Regions from separate parts of the Homo sapiens genome. Here region 2 is linked to region 1. A link is a contact called in ENCODE Hi-C or POLR2A ChIA-PET data. All regions are on one chromosome and are shown on one strand. The core of a region is the stretch at or near the end of the contact, and the rest is flanking DNA. Distances in the headings are between cores, read along the strand shown.

Region 1 (6,325 bases), core at 1,496-3,995:
ATGGAATACTGACAGAACTGAATATATGGAGAAAAGATCTTTAGTTCTATAGGAGAGTCTGAGGATTATGACATATAACTTCTCATTTCTATCTAGGAGATAAATAGATAACTAAACAAATGGGAAAAGTAGCTACTAACTTCAGAAAAAACAAAAGTTGTCAAGAAAGAAAATGTAATTCTTGTACCCCTGTGACCCAACTATGGATATTTACATAATCATAATAATGTAAACATGGAACAATGGTTTAACCAAAAAGGTTCATATAATTATATTGGAAGACTAAAGAAAGGAAGAGGCTTGTGTCATGAGAATGGGGATGCTGAATACCAATTTTAAAAGCTGAACCACTGGGCTGGGCATCACAGCCCACGCTTGTAATCCAAATACTTTGGGAGGCCAAGGAGGGAGAATCTTGAGCCCAGGAATTCAAGACCAGACTGGGCAATATAGCAAGACCCCATCTCTACAAAAAATTACCTTAAAAAAAAAATTAGCTGGGCATGGTGGCATGCACCTGTAGTTCCAGCTACTGAGGAGGGTGAGGTGGGAGGATCAGTTGAGTCCAGGAGTTAGAGGCTACACTGAGCTATGATTATGCCACTGCACTCTGGCCTGAGCAATAGAGTGAGACTGTTTCTAATTTTAAAAGAATTTTTAATAATAAAAAATAAAGCCGAATCATCTTCTAGGTAGGAAATTCAAAAATACCTAAAACTAGGCTGGGCGCAGTGGCTCATGTCTGTAATCCCGGCACTTTGGGAGACCGAGGCAGGCGGATCACTTGAGGTCAGGAGTTCGAGACCAGCCTGGCCAACATGGTGAAATCCCATCTCTACTAAAAATACAAAAATTAGCTGAATGTGGTGGTGGGCACCTGTAGTCCCAGCTACTCGGGAGGCTGAGACAGGAGAAATGCTTGAACTCAGGAGACAGAGATTGCAGTGAGCCGAGATGGTGCCACTGCACTCCAACCTGGGTGACAGAGCAAGACTGTCTCAAAAAAAAAAAAAAATTACCTAAAACTAAAAAAAGAAAACTGTGATGCTATAAAATAAAATACATATCTAGAAACAGATGAAAATACCAGAATAAACAGCCAAAGTTATTAAAGCAGTTGCCTTGAGGATGGGAATCAGGAATGAGAATGGAGCAGGGAACTTGCTGTTTTCCAGTAAAAGCTTTATTGTATCATTTGCCTTTTTAAAAAGGTGCATATACTCCAATGGTTTAAAATAAAATTTAAAAGAAAGAAACCATCCATATAAAGGCAAAAAGAAGCCTATTCAGTGCAACCCAAATCCTTATTTCTGGTTTTATAATTGGTCTAAAGTGGTGAATTAATACCTTTATTTAATTGAAAAAAGAGGTGGGGGATTGCTCTACTGTGAGCCAGTTTCATTTTCTTCTTCATAGAATTTTAGAGATACCTCATCTTTCAAAACCTGTCTATAAGCCAAAGCACATTCCCACTGGGCTTTTCTTTACCCCTTTTGTGATGACCAAATTATACCACAGATGAAACCCAGATCATTTCCCATGATTATTTTCAAAGACTATATCAAATAATTTAATGATATGTTCCATTTCAAACTAATTGTTGAAACCTACAGGTCATAATGCTGATTCCACTTTGGATCAAGCGTATTCTTCACAGTATCTGTAGAATGGCATTGCCCAGATCCATCAACCACCACCTTAGCAAATGGATCAGGAAGTCCTGTGAAAAAAGATTTTCTAAAATTAATAATTTGACATTTAAGATAGAAGATTAATTATACAAGCATTCCATTTGCTACAAAAGATTATTCCATTCTTTTAAAAAAGTTTAACATTTAGCTATAAATGAATAGTCCATTTTTTAAAAAAAAAGACTAAAGTTACTTCTACATTAAATACCAAAACTATATTTTTTCTCGTTTCTGTCTCAAAATAGTCCCAGTTTAAACTACCAAAATCTAGAGGTTACCTCATAATGTGGAAGTTTTTAATAGGTTGTTACCAGCCCTCTGACCCGAGGAATGGGGTCATGAATGGTTACATGAATTCTTGTAACCATTCATGGCTTTTTCTTTCCAAATGTCTCCCTCAGTAGCTCATTTAAAGAAAAAGCTTATTAAAGGTTTTTATACAGGAACACAGGCTACAGAGAAATCAAATTAGCAAATGAGTTTTGCTGAATAACTACCAGGAAAAATCAGACTGAAACAAAAGATGTAACACTCTGCCTTAAAAGAGCTTACTATCTAATTGGAAAAATAAAAATACTATACATGAAAAACAAAACCAAAAATACCTGAGAATAAACAAGTGCTTAGTGATACTGATTGTAACGCAAACACTTATATCACTATGTTAGGTACTATTCTAAATACATTTATCCTTAATCCTTACAATAACCCTACGAGGTAAACACTGTTATTATCCCTATTTTACTGATGAGGAAACCAAGGCACAAGGGGGTCAATTAACTAGCCCAAGGTCACAGAGTAGTAAATGGCAGGGCCAGAATCTAAAGTGTAGATTCTAAACCCATGTCTGGCTCTCGACTTCATGCTCTTAACCACTATGCTGTATTTTACCTCTTATTTACTACGTGGTCCAACAGTGAGTACAAGTAAGAGCTCAGAAAAACAGGAGAAAAGGTTTGAATCTGAACAGTAAAGAAAGGGCTTTGAGGGAGGAGGGAACTCATCTGGGCTTTAAGGCAGGCGTCTCCAACCTCTGCACCATGGGCCGGTACAGGTTCGTGGCCTGTTACAACCGGACCACAAAGCAGGAAGTGAGCGGTGGGAGAGTAAGCATTACAGCCTGAGCTCCGCCTTCTGTCAGATCAGCGGCAGCATTAGATGCTCATAGGAGCTGGAACCCTATGGTGAACTGCGCTTGCAAGGGATCTAGGTTGTGCGCTCCTTATGAGAATCTAAAGTCTGATGATCTGAGATGGAACAGTTTCATCCCAACACATCCCCTGCTCCCCATGTCCTTGGAAAAACTGTCTTGCATGAAACCGGTCCCTGTGCCGAAGGTTGGGGGCTGCTGCTTTAAAGGGCATACAGGAGAAGGAGGACTTTCCTAGCAAAAGGAAGAGCACCAAGGAGGGTATGACAATACAATATTTAAAAGACTTTGAAGAGTCTAACCAAAGAGCTTGTGCTAAGGTGTAAAAGTAAATACTATTGGAAATATGACTGACCCAGTAAGAGAGGCTTAAAAGTCGGGCAACAGGGCTTGGACTGATTGAGGTAGATAACAGGGAGCCATTTCAGGTTCTTGAGCATGGCTGTAACTACAGTCATATTTTTCTATCAGTGGTATTCAGGGCCCACTAGGAGAAAGAAAGACTAGAGGCAGACCATATATGAAGCTGTTGTAATTATCCAACAGTAGGATGAAAAGACCCTGAATGAGGGAAGTCATGTGGAAAGGGAAAGGAAATGACAAGAGAGCTATTCTGAAAGATCTAATACAAATTAATAAGAAACTTGTATCAAAGATGACAATACAGTTTTCAGCCCAAAGCAATAATGAAAATGATTCTTTTGACAAAAATTTAAAAGGTGGAACTAAAAATGTTAGAGAGACAAAAATGTCACTTCATGTGTTAGACATTGGGATAGAGTAGATTTCCTGTGGACAGCTGAAAATACTAGAACAAAACAGCGTTAAGTGTTGGTGACTGGAGAAATTTTGCATGTTGGTATCAATGCTAATTTTTTTAAGATACTAATTTGCCAAGTTTCAAGGACAGACAAATCACCTATCAGTTCCCCAATTCTATGATTCTGTGATCTATCGCTTCCAAATAATAAAGGAGGACCAAAATTTAGGCGTTAAGTTTCAAAGAAACTTGGTAAGTTAGGGTATTAAATCTATTTGACTATATTGTTCTTGAAGCTGAGTGCTATGCATAGTATTTCAGTAACACCTAACCATTTATAAATGTGTTCAATGGAAGAATGTTTTTACCTCCACCCTCAATAAATGAAGATTTCCTCCTGGGAAGAATTCACTCTATCTTGTTATTTTCACTCTACTATTTAAATAAATAAACATATAAATGTGTATTTATGAGCAAAAACAAAAAAATCACATTTCTAAACTTTCCCTTTGGGTGTTATTAAACTAGTTGAAGAATTAAGTCTCTCTGGTTTCTTGCTTTTTTAAAAAAATAAAATGAAAAAGAATTAAGGACTGGCCAGACACAGTAGCTCACACCTGTAATTTCAGCACTTTGGGAGGCTGAGGCGAAAGGATCACTTGAGCCCAGGAGTTTGAAACCAGCCTGGGCAACATAGTAAGACCACCCCCCATCCCCCACAAAATAATTTAAAAGTTAGCCAAGCATGGTGGCATACGTCTGTAGTCTCAGCTACTCAGGAGGCTAAAATGGGAGGATTGCTTGAGCCTGGGAGGCCGAGGCTGCAGTGAGCCATGATCATGCCACTGCACTCCAACCTGGTTGACAGAGCAAGACCCTATCTCAGTGGAAAAAAAGATTAAGGATTAAGAAAAACAACAGCTGACAAAGGACTAATATCCAGAATCTATAAAGTACTCAAACAAATCAGCAAGAAAAAATCAAACAATCCCATCAAAAAGTGGGTTAAGGACATCAATAGACAATTCTCAAAAAAAGATATATCAACAAGATAGGCCAATAAGCATAATGAAAAATGCTCAGCATCACTAAGTATCAGGGAAATGCAAATCAGAACTATAATGCGATGCCACCTCACTCCTGCAAGAATGGCCATAATCAAAAAATTTAAAAATAACAGATGTTGGCATGGATGCAGTGAAAAGGGAACACTTTTACACGGCTGGTAGTAATGTAAACTAGTACAACCACTACGGAAAACAGTGTGGAGATTCCTTAAAGAACTAAAAGTAGATCTACTGTTTGATCTAGCAATCCCACTACTAGGTATTAACCCAGAGGGAAAGAAGTCATTATACGAAAAAGATACTTGCACACGCAGGTTTGTAGCAGCACAACTCACAATTGCAAAAATACTGAAGCAGCCCAAACACCTATCAATCAACGAGTGGGTAAAGAAATGTGGTGTGTGTGTGTGTGTATATGTGTGTGTGTATATATATGTTTATATTATATAATTATATATGTATATATTTATATATAATTATATGTGTGTGTATATATATATATACACACCTACATATACACACACACACACCACATATACATACATACACCATGGAATACTACTCAGCCATTAAAAAGAAATAATCACAGCAACCTGGATAAAATTGGAGACTATTATTCTAAGTGAAGTAACTCAAGAATGGAAAACCTAACATCGTATGTTCTCAGTCACATGTGGGAGCTAAGCTATGAGGATGCAAAGGCGTAAGAATGATATACTGGACTATGGGGACTGGGGGAAAGGGTGGGGGTAACAGGGGATAAAAGACTATACACTGGGTACAGTGTACACTGCTTGGGTGATGGGTCCACCAGAATCTCAGAAATCACCACTAAAGTACTTATTCATGTAATCAAACACCATCTGTTCCCCCAAAACTTATTGAAATAAAAAAATAAAATAATAAAAGAAAAACAATTTTTTCCATACAAAATGTGGCTTCCAGATCCTTAATTAAGTAGGAAAGTCACAGCCTTTTATGTTCCCTTTCTGTTAAATAACACAGTAAACAAAAACACCAGTTCAATACCTTAATAAAAAAATACATAGGTTTCAACTTAACCTGATTATATTATTCTCCAAAAATTTAACTTGAGAGCCAAGTTACTCCCATGTGGTCAAAAACTATCAGGTTTTCTGAAGTTAGTGAGACATCTAGTGGTAAACACAAAGTGGCTAGAGAACTTTCTGCATTTTAAAAAATTTCTCAGCCAGGCACAGTGGCTCACGCCTGTAATCCCAGCACTTTGGGAGGCCGAAGTGGGTGGATCACGAGGTCACGAGTTCAAGACCATCCTGGCTAACACGGTGCAACCACATCTCTACTAAAAATACAAAAAATTAGCCGGGTGTGGTGGCACATGCCTGTAGTCCCAGCTACTCAGGAGGCAGAAGCAGAATTGCTTGAACCTGGGAGGCGGAGGTTGCAGTGAGTCGAGATCGCGCCACTGCACTCCAGCCCGGGTGTCAGAGACAGACTTTGTCTCAAGGGAAAAAAAAAATTTTTTTTTGTCTCAATTCTCCCCCATCATTTCTGAGACATGTAAAATAGCTAAAGCTCAAAAACCTCCTTACTACACAAATGCACTTGAAAAGCTGCAAATAATAATAAAATAACATTTTCAACTCAAAAGTGTGCTACCTTCCAAAGAAAACAG
Region 2 (6,325 bases), core at 2,084-4,583, 140 kb before region 1:
TTTTGAAACAGAGTCTCACTCAGTTGCCCAGGCTGGAGTACAGTGGTGAAATCATGGTCCACTGCAAACTCCACCTCCTGGGTTCAAGGCATTCTCCTGCCTCAGCCTCCCAAGTAGCTGGGATTACAGGCACCCATCACCACGCCTGGCTAATTTTTGTATTTTTACTTGAGACGAGGTTTCACCATGTTGGTCAGGCTGGTCTCGAACTCCTGACCTCAGGTGATCCGCCTGCCTCAGCCTCCCAAAATGCTGGGATTACAGATGTAAGCCACCATGCCCAGTGAGTTCTCTATTCTTAATCATTCCGTTTCACCTTCTCTTTCAAAGACTTTCGACCATGTCAGATAATAGTCTTATATCTTTAGGCAAAAGTCTTATATCTCAACAATAATTGTGGAGGTCTTTTCTAGAAACTTTATTCTGTGATTCCCATTGTGTGGGCAAAAATCGCTTTTTTTTTTTTTTTTTTTTTCTGAAGCCTTGGGCCCCTTGGAGAGGGTCTTCAAAGCCTCACGCCTTTCCCACCGCTTCCTTAGTGTCAGGGGCCCCATCCGCTAGCACTCTTCCTGCCTAGCCACATCTCACTACTTCTGTGTTTTTCTGTCCCATTTTCCTACCCCAAGCCTGTTACTGCCTAGCATTAAGGGCCTCATCCGTGAAGGTGACCTTGATAATGGACTCCTGTGGGAGGAGAGAAGGCTTCTAGGTAACACATGTATGTTATACCTGGAGTCTTCAAAGCGTAGGGACCCTGACTTCCTGATAACTCTTGAGTGGTCCTCTATGTCTATGCTATCCAGTACGGTACTGTTTAAACTTATTTGTTTATTTTGTTTTATTTTATTTCTTTTTTTCTTTTTTTGAGATGGAGTCTCGCCCTGTCACCCAGGCTGGAGTGCAGTGGTGCGATCTCAGCTCACTTCAACCTCCGCCTTTCGAGTTCAAGCAATTCTCCCACCTCAGCCTCCCGAGTAGCTAGGATTACAGGCATGCACCACCATGCCCAGCTAATTTTTGTATTTTTAATAGAGATGGGGTTTCACCATGTTGACCAGGCTGGTCTTAACTCCTGACCTCAGGTGATCCACCCACCTCAGCCTCCCAAAGTGCTGGGATTACAGGCGTGTGCCACTGCTCCTGGCCAACGTTTATTTATTTAATAGCCTATGTCACCCAGGCTGGAGTGCAGAGGCTACTCACAGGCAATCAAAGCCCATTGCAGCCTCAAACTCCTGTTCTTAAGAGATCCTCCCACCTCAGCATCCTGAATAGCTTGGATTACAAGCACGTGCCATAATTAAAATCAAGTCAATTAAAATTAGATGAAATAAAAAATTTCCCTCCACAGTCTCAGTTACATTTCAAGGCTTTGATAGCCACACCTGTAGCTGGTGGCTGCCACATTGGACAACACAGATGTAGACCATTCCCATCATCACAGAAAGTTCTACTGGGTGACATTGCTGTAGCTCAGTGATTCTTAGCTTTTTAGGTTATAACTGTCTTAATAATCCAATGATAGCAATGAATATCTTCTCCAGAGAAATGCTCATAAAACTACGTATACAAATTTCTGCATAAGGTTTTAGAGAATGCTACGGACTCCAGGTTAGAACCAATTATCTTGGCCAGGTGCGCTGTCTCACAGGTGTAATCCCAGCACTTTGTGAGGCTGAGGCGGGAGGATCACCTGAGCCCAGGAGTTTGAGACCAGCCTGGGAACTATGTGGAGACTGTGTGTCTACAAAAAGTTAAAAAATATATATATGTAGCTGAGCGTGGTGGCGTGCCTATAGTGCCAACTACTCAGGAGGCTGAGTTGGGAGGATTGCCTCAGCCCAGGAGTTCAAGGCTGCAGTGAGCTGTGATTGCACCACTGCACTGCAGCCTGGGTGACAGAGAGAGACCCTGTCTCAAGAAAAAAAAAATCCCAATGATCTTTGGACATAAACTGAGTATATTCCTTGTGAAAGGAAAAGGAAGAAGGAGGGGGAAAATCCCTGCAAACATGGTACTGGAATACGATGGATATGTGAGGGCAGGAACACAGCTGATGGTATTCTCTAGTGGTCAGACTCCTGCTGCACTCAGCAATAAGCCCATCAGTTCATATGTTTTTTGTGCACGACCTTCCTGCAATTTGTTAGGGTAATTACACAGTCTGGTAATAAAACTATCTTGGTAGATTATAAAACTGTATCATCTTCAGTTAGGCCAGATCAATAGGCACTACGGAGTACCTACTCCATGCAAGCAATTGTACTACTGGGTTTTTAATGAGGCCTAAAACATAGTGTTGTCTCCAACCCAGTAAGGGTTGAAACTATGAGCCATAAACACAAATTCATTAATCACTGATTCACTCATCAAAAAAAAATTTTTTTTTTGAGATGGATCTTGCTCTGTCACTCAGGCTGGAGTGCAGTGGCACCATCTCGGCTCACTGCAAGCTCTGCCTCCCGGGTTCACACAATTCTCCTGCCTCAGCCTCCCGAGTAGGTGGGACTACAGGCGCCTGCCACCACGCCTGGCTAATTTTTTTTTTTTTGTATTTTTAGTAGAGACGGGGTTTCACCATGTTAGCCAGGATGGTCTCAATCTCCTGACCTCGTGATCTGCCCACCTCGGCCTCCCAAAGTGCTCACTCATCAAATGTTTAAAGAGAACACAGGGCCGGCTGCAGTGGCTCACGCCTGTAATCCCAGCACTTTGGGAGGTTGAGTGGGGGCAGATCACTTGAGGTCAGTAGTTCAAGACCAGTCTGGCCAACATGGTGAAACCCTGTCTGTACTAAAAATACAAAAATTAGCTAGGCATGGTGGTGGGCACCTGTAATCCCCAGCTACTTGGGAGGCTGAGGCAGGAGAATTGCTTGAACCTGGGAGGTAGAGGTTGCAATGAGCTGAGATCGTGGCACTGCACTCCAGGTTGGGTGACAGAGTGAGACTCCGTCTCAAAACAGAAAAGAAAGTAAATAAAAAAAAAATTGTTTTTAAGTGTGGACTCTTGAAGTCAGTCCCAACTCGGCCATTTACTAGCTGTGTGACCTTGGGCAAATTTCTCAATCTCTCTGAAGCACAGTTGGTTCATCTGTGGAATGGGCATGATACTATCCACACTACAAGACTGTCGTGAAGGTCAAATGAGATCATGTGACTGGCACGCCTGGCACATGATAGATACTTAACAGCTTTTCTTCCTTTCCTATAATACTGTCTTATTAATGCATTATATATATATATAATAAAATGTATAGCTGGGTTTTTCTGTTAGGTCATAGAATAGGCTATGATCTAACAGAGTGTAGCAGACCCATTTCCTGTTGAGAATTTCTCTTGAATCTAGTTAGCAGGGTTACTTCCTGCTCTTTGGAGGAAGTGAAAGATAATTGTGCAGCTGAGTTCTATAAATAAAAGTACAGTTGGAGAAAACGATATTTTTGGGGCTGGGCATGGTGGCTCACACCTGAAATCCCGGCACTTTGGGAGGCTGAGGTGGGAAAATCACTTGAAGCCAAGAGTTTGAGACCAGCCCGGGCAACATAGTGAGACTCTGTCTCTACAAAACATTTAAAAATTAGCCAGCAGTGTGCACCTGTAGTCCCAGCTACAGAGGCTGAGGCAGGAGGATCACTTGAGCCTGGGAGTTTGAGGTTACAGTGAGCTATAATTGTGCCACTTCACTCCAGCATGGTTGAAAGAGCAAAACCCTGTCTCTGAATAAATAAATACATTGAAAAGAAAATGATATTTTTGGATTAAAAAAACCCACTGTAAATTTACAAGGATTGAGAATAAAAGCACTTCTTGGGCCGGGTGTGGTGGCTCCTGCCTGTAACCACAGCACTTTGGGAATTCAAGGTGGGAGGATCACTTGAGGCCAGGAGTTCAAGACCAACCTGGCCAACATGGTAAGGCCCTATGTCTATAAAAAATAAACATAAAAAAGCACTTCTCAGCTTCATACTTAGAACTGGATCATTGACAAAATTATATTCATTATTAACAATAAATAGATTGTGAATTCTAGGAAGGGCAAGCTTGCACCCCAATTCCTCAAAGCAGAGAGATGCCCTCCACTCTCTGGCTTTCTCAGCACTCAGCTGAGAACCTCGGCTAACAACACACTGCACGGGGTTGGCCACATGCCCATTGGCCTTTCCCAGTGGGCCGTGAGCTTCTTGACTTCTCAGGAAGGGGGTCGTTCATCTTGGTTCCACAGCCTGGAGTGGAGTAAGGGTTCCACTCATATTTGTGGTCTGAGTGAGCACACCCAGTCTGTTTATCCTTTTCATGTTCACTTTCATTCTTCCAGACCCGGTGACTTCCCCAGTGCTGAACATTATGGTCATTCAAACAGAAACAGACCGACATATAACATTACATTGCCTCTCAGTCAATGGCTCGCTGCCCATCAATTACACTTTCTTTGAAAACCATGTTGCCATATCACCAGCTATTTCCAAGTATGACAGGGAGCCTGCTGAATTTAACTTAACCAAGAAGAATCCTGGAGAAGAGGAAGAGTATAGGTGTGAAGCTAAAAACAGATTGCCTAACTATGCAACATACAGTCACCCTGTCACCATGCCCTCAACAGGTAAGAGCAACCTGAGTTCTTTCAGCCAGGTCTGAACTCACTTCCAGAAACTGCAGCTGCTCCTCTGCCCACCCATTTCCCACCATGGCCACCTGACCTTCCAGGTCCTTCTGAAGGTGCATTTGTCAAGGTAGAAGGATAGAAGGAAAACTAGGTCGTGTGCAGTGGCTCACACCTGTAATCCCAGCACTTTGGAAGGTTGTGGCTGGCAGATCACTTGAAGGGTCTCTTTGGTAGAGTCCATGCAAACTCTCATGGGGTTGCTTTCTGCCATAAAGGAACCACAGAAAGGCCTAGAAACTGGAGCAGGAGGGGGACTTGTGGCAAAACTTTCTGCCCTGCCTTTCCAATTTGCATCTGTCTTAGAACTGCCAGGTCTTTTAGTTTTCTTTGTTTTTTCATCATTTGTATGTCTGCCTTTCTTTCTTTTCCTTCCTTCCTTCCTTCCTTCTTGTATGCCTGCCTTTCTTTCCCTTCCTTCCTTCCTTCCCTCCTTCCTTCCTTCCTTCTTTCCTTCCTTCCTTCCTTCTTTCTTTTCTTTTCTTTTTTTCAGAGTGTCACTCTGTTGCCCAGGCTGGAGTGCAGTGGTGTGATCTCAGCTCATTGCAACCTTTGCCTCCCAGGTTCTAGAGATTCTTGTGCCTCAGCCTCCTGAGTAGCTGGGACTACAGGCACCCGCCACCACGCTTGGCTAATTTTTGTATTTTCAGTAGAGACGGGTTTTCACCATGTTGGCCAGACTGGTCTCGAACTCCTGGCCCCAAGCGATCTGCCCACCTCGGCCTCCCAAAATGCTGGGATAACAGCTGTGAGCCACTGTGCCTGGCCATCTTGTACTGATTTCTAATACCATGCCCTCCTGCTTGGCTGTTTATTGCTCCACTGCTAATGATGATGGGTCCAGACTCCTGCACCACCCTTGGCTCAGGGCAAGAGAGGCCTCTGGCCAAGCCCTGTGTTTAGTGGGCTCTGGTCTGGTACCTCCAGGCTATGCACCTTCCCCTAGGCTGAGGGGTTCAGGGAGCCGTGGGGATGCAGCCACCTGAACCCTATACTCCCACTTTTCTGCTCCACACTCTAGGTACCTGGACCAAAATCCCCTGCCCAATCAGATCAGAAGCCATTTCCAGGGCCTGTACCAGTCTCTCCCCCAGCTCATCCTCCCGAGGGTGGCCCACAGTAAGGGTATGAGCATCCCTGAACCTGAGCCAAGGGAGCTGTTTATGGGGGGTGTGGATGGTGTTTGCACATGTGGGCTGGGGCGTCCACGTGCATGCAAGGCCCCTTAGGGTGCAGGTCAGAGCCCAGGTCGGGAGCGGGGCAGCCCGGGACTTCAGTGGGTTCTGTCCATGCTGCCACGTCCTGATGCCAAACTCTGGAAAGTCTGAGAATTCCAGATTCAAACCTGACCTTCCAGGTCCTTCTGAAGGTGCATTTGTCAAGGTAGGAGGATAGAAGGAAAACTAGGTCGTGTGCAGTGGCTCACACCTGTAATTCCAGCATTTTGGAAGGTTGTGGCTGGCAGATCACTTGAGCCCAGGAGTTTGAGACCAGCCTGGGTAACATGGCAAAACCCCTGTCTCTACAGAAAATAAAAAAATTAGCCGGGTGTGGTGGTGCATGCCTGTGGTCTCAGCTACTCAGAGGATGAGGTAGGAGGATTGCTTGAGCCTGAGAGGTCGAGGCTGCAGTGAGCTGTGATCATCGTGCCCTGCATTCCAGC

The links. A loop is a pair of places that touch in the nucleus more often than their neighbours do. ChIA-PET counts read pairs that join two places held with the same protein, here RNA polymerase II (POLR2A). Pooled maps may share reads with other maps.
Region 2: a pooled map shows a loop between it and region 1 (1.9-fold over the local background). The contact joins two enhancer-like sites. A Hi-C loop is called at or near these places in 1 of 50 pooled maps. POLR2A ChIA-PET finds 5 or more read pairs at or near these places in 2 of 52 experiments (GM12878 and Panc1).

The regions. Positions count from the first base shown.
Region 1 is chr17:64,596,771-64,603,095 of GRCh38, forward strand. SMURF2 (SMAD specific E3 ubiquitin protein ligase 2) reads right to left here. Exons shown (of 19, transcript NM_022739.4): 3 at 1,612-1,720. Among named protein-coding and RNA genes, the nearest start is that of SMURF2, 62 kb to the right of the region's middle. RefSeq lists a silencer at 5,790-5,839. Within about 2 kb of position 2,746, at least 4 of the 41 ENCODE cell types and tissues checked have a DNase peak (open chromatin) inside an H3K27ac peak, as active enhancers do.
Region 2 is chr17:64,453,083-64,459,407 of GRCh38, forward strand. MILR1 (mast cell immunoglobulin like receptor 1) reads left to right here. Exons shown (of 10, transcript NM_001085423.2): 4 at 4,318-4,602. Among named protein-coding and RNA genes, the nearest start is that of MILR1, 7.1 kb to the left of the region's middle. RefSeq lists an enhancer at 4,264-4,323. Within about 2 kb of position 3,334, at least 5 of the 41 ENCODE cell types and tissues checked have a DNase peak (open chromatin) inside an H3K27ac peak, as active enhancers do.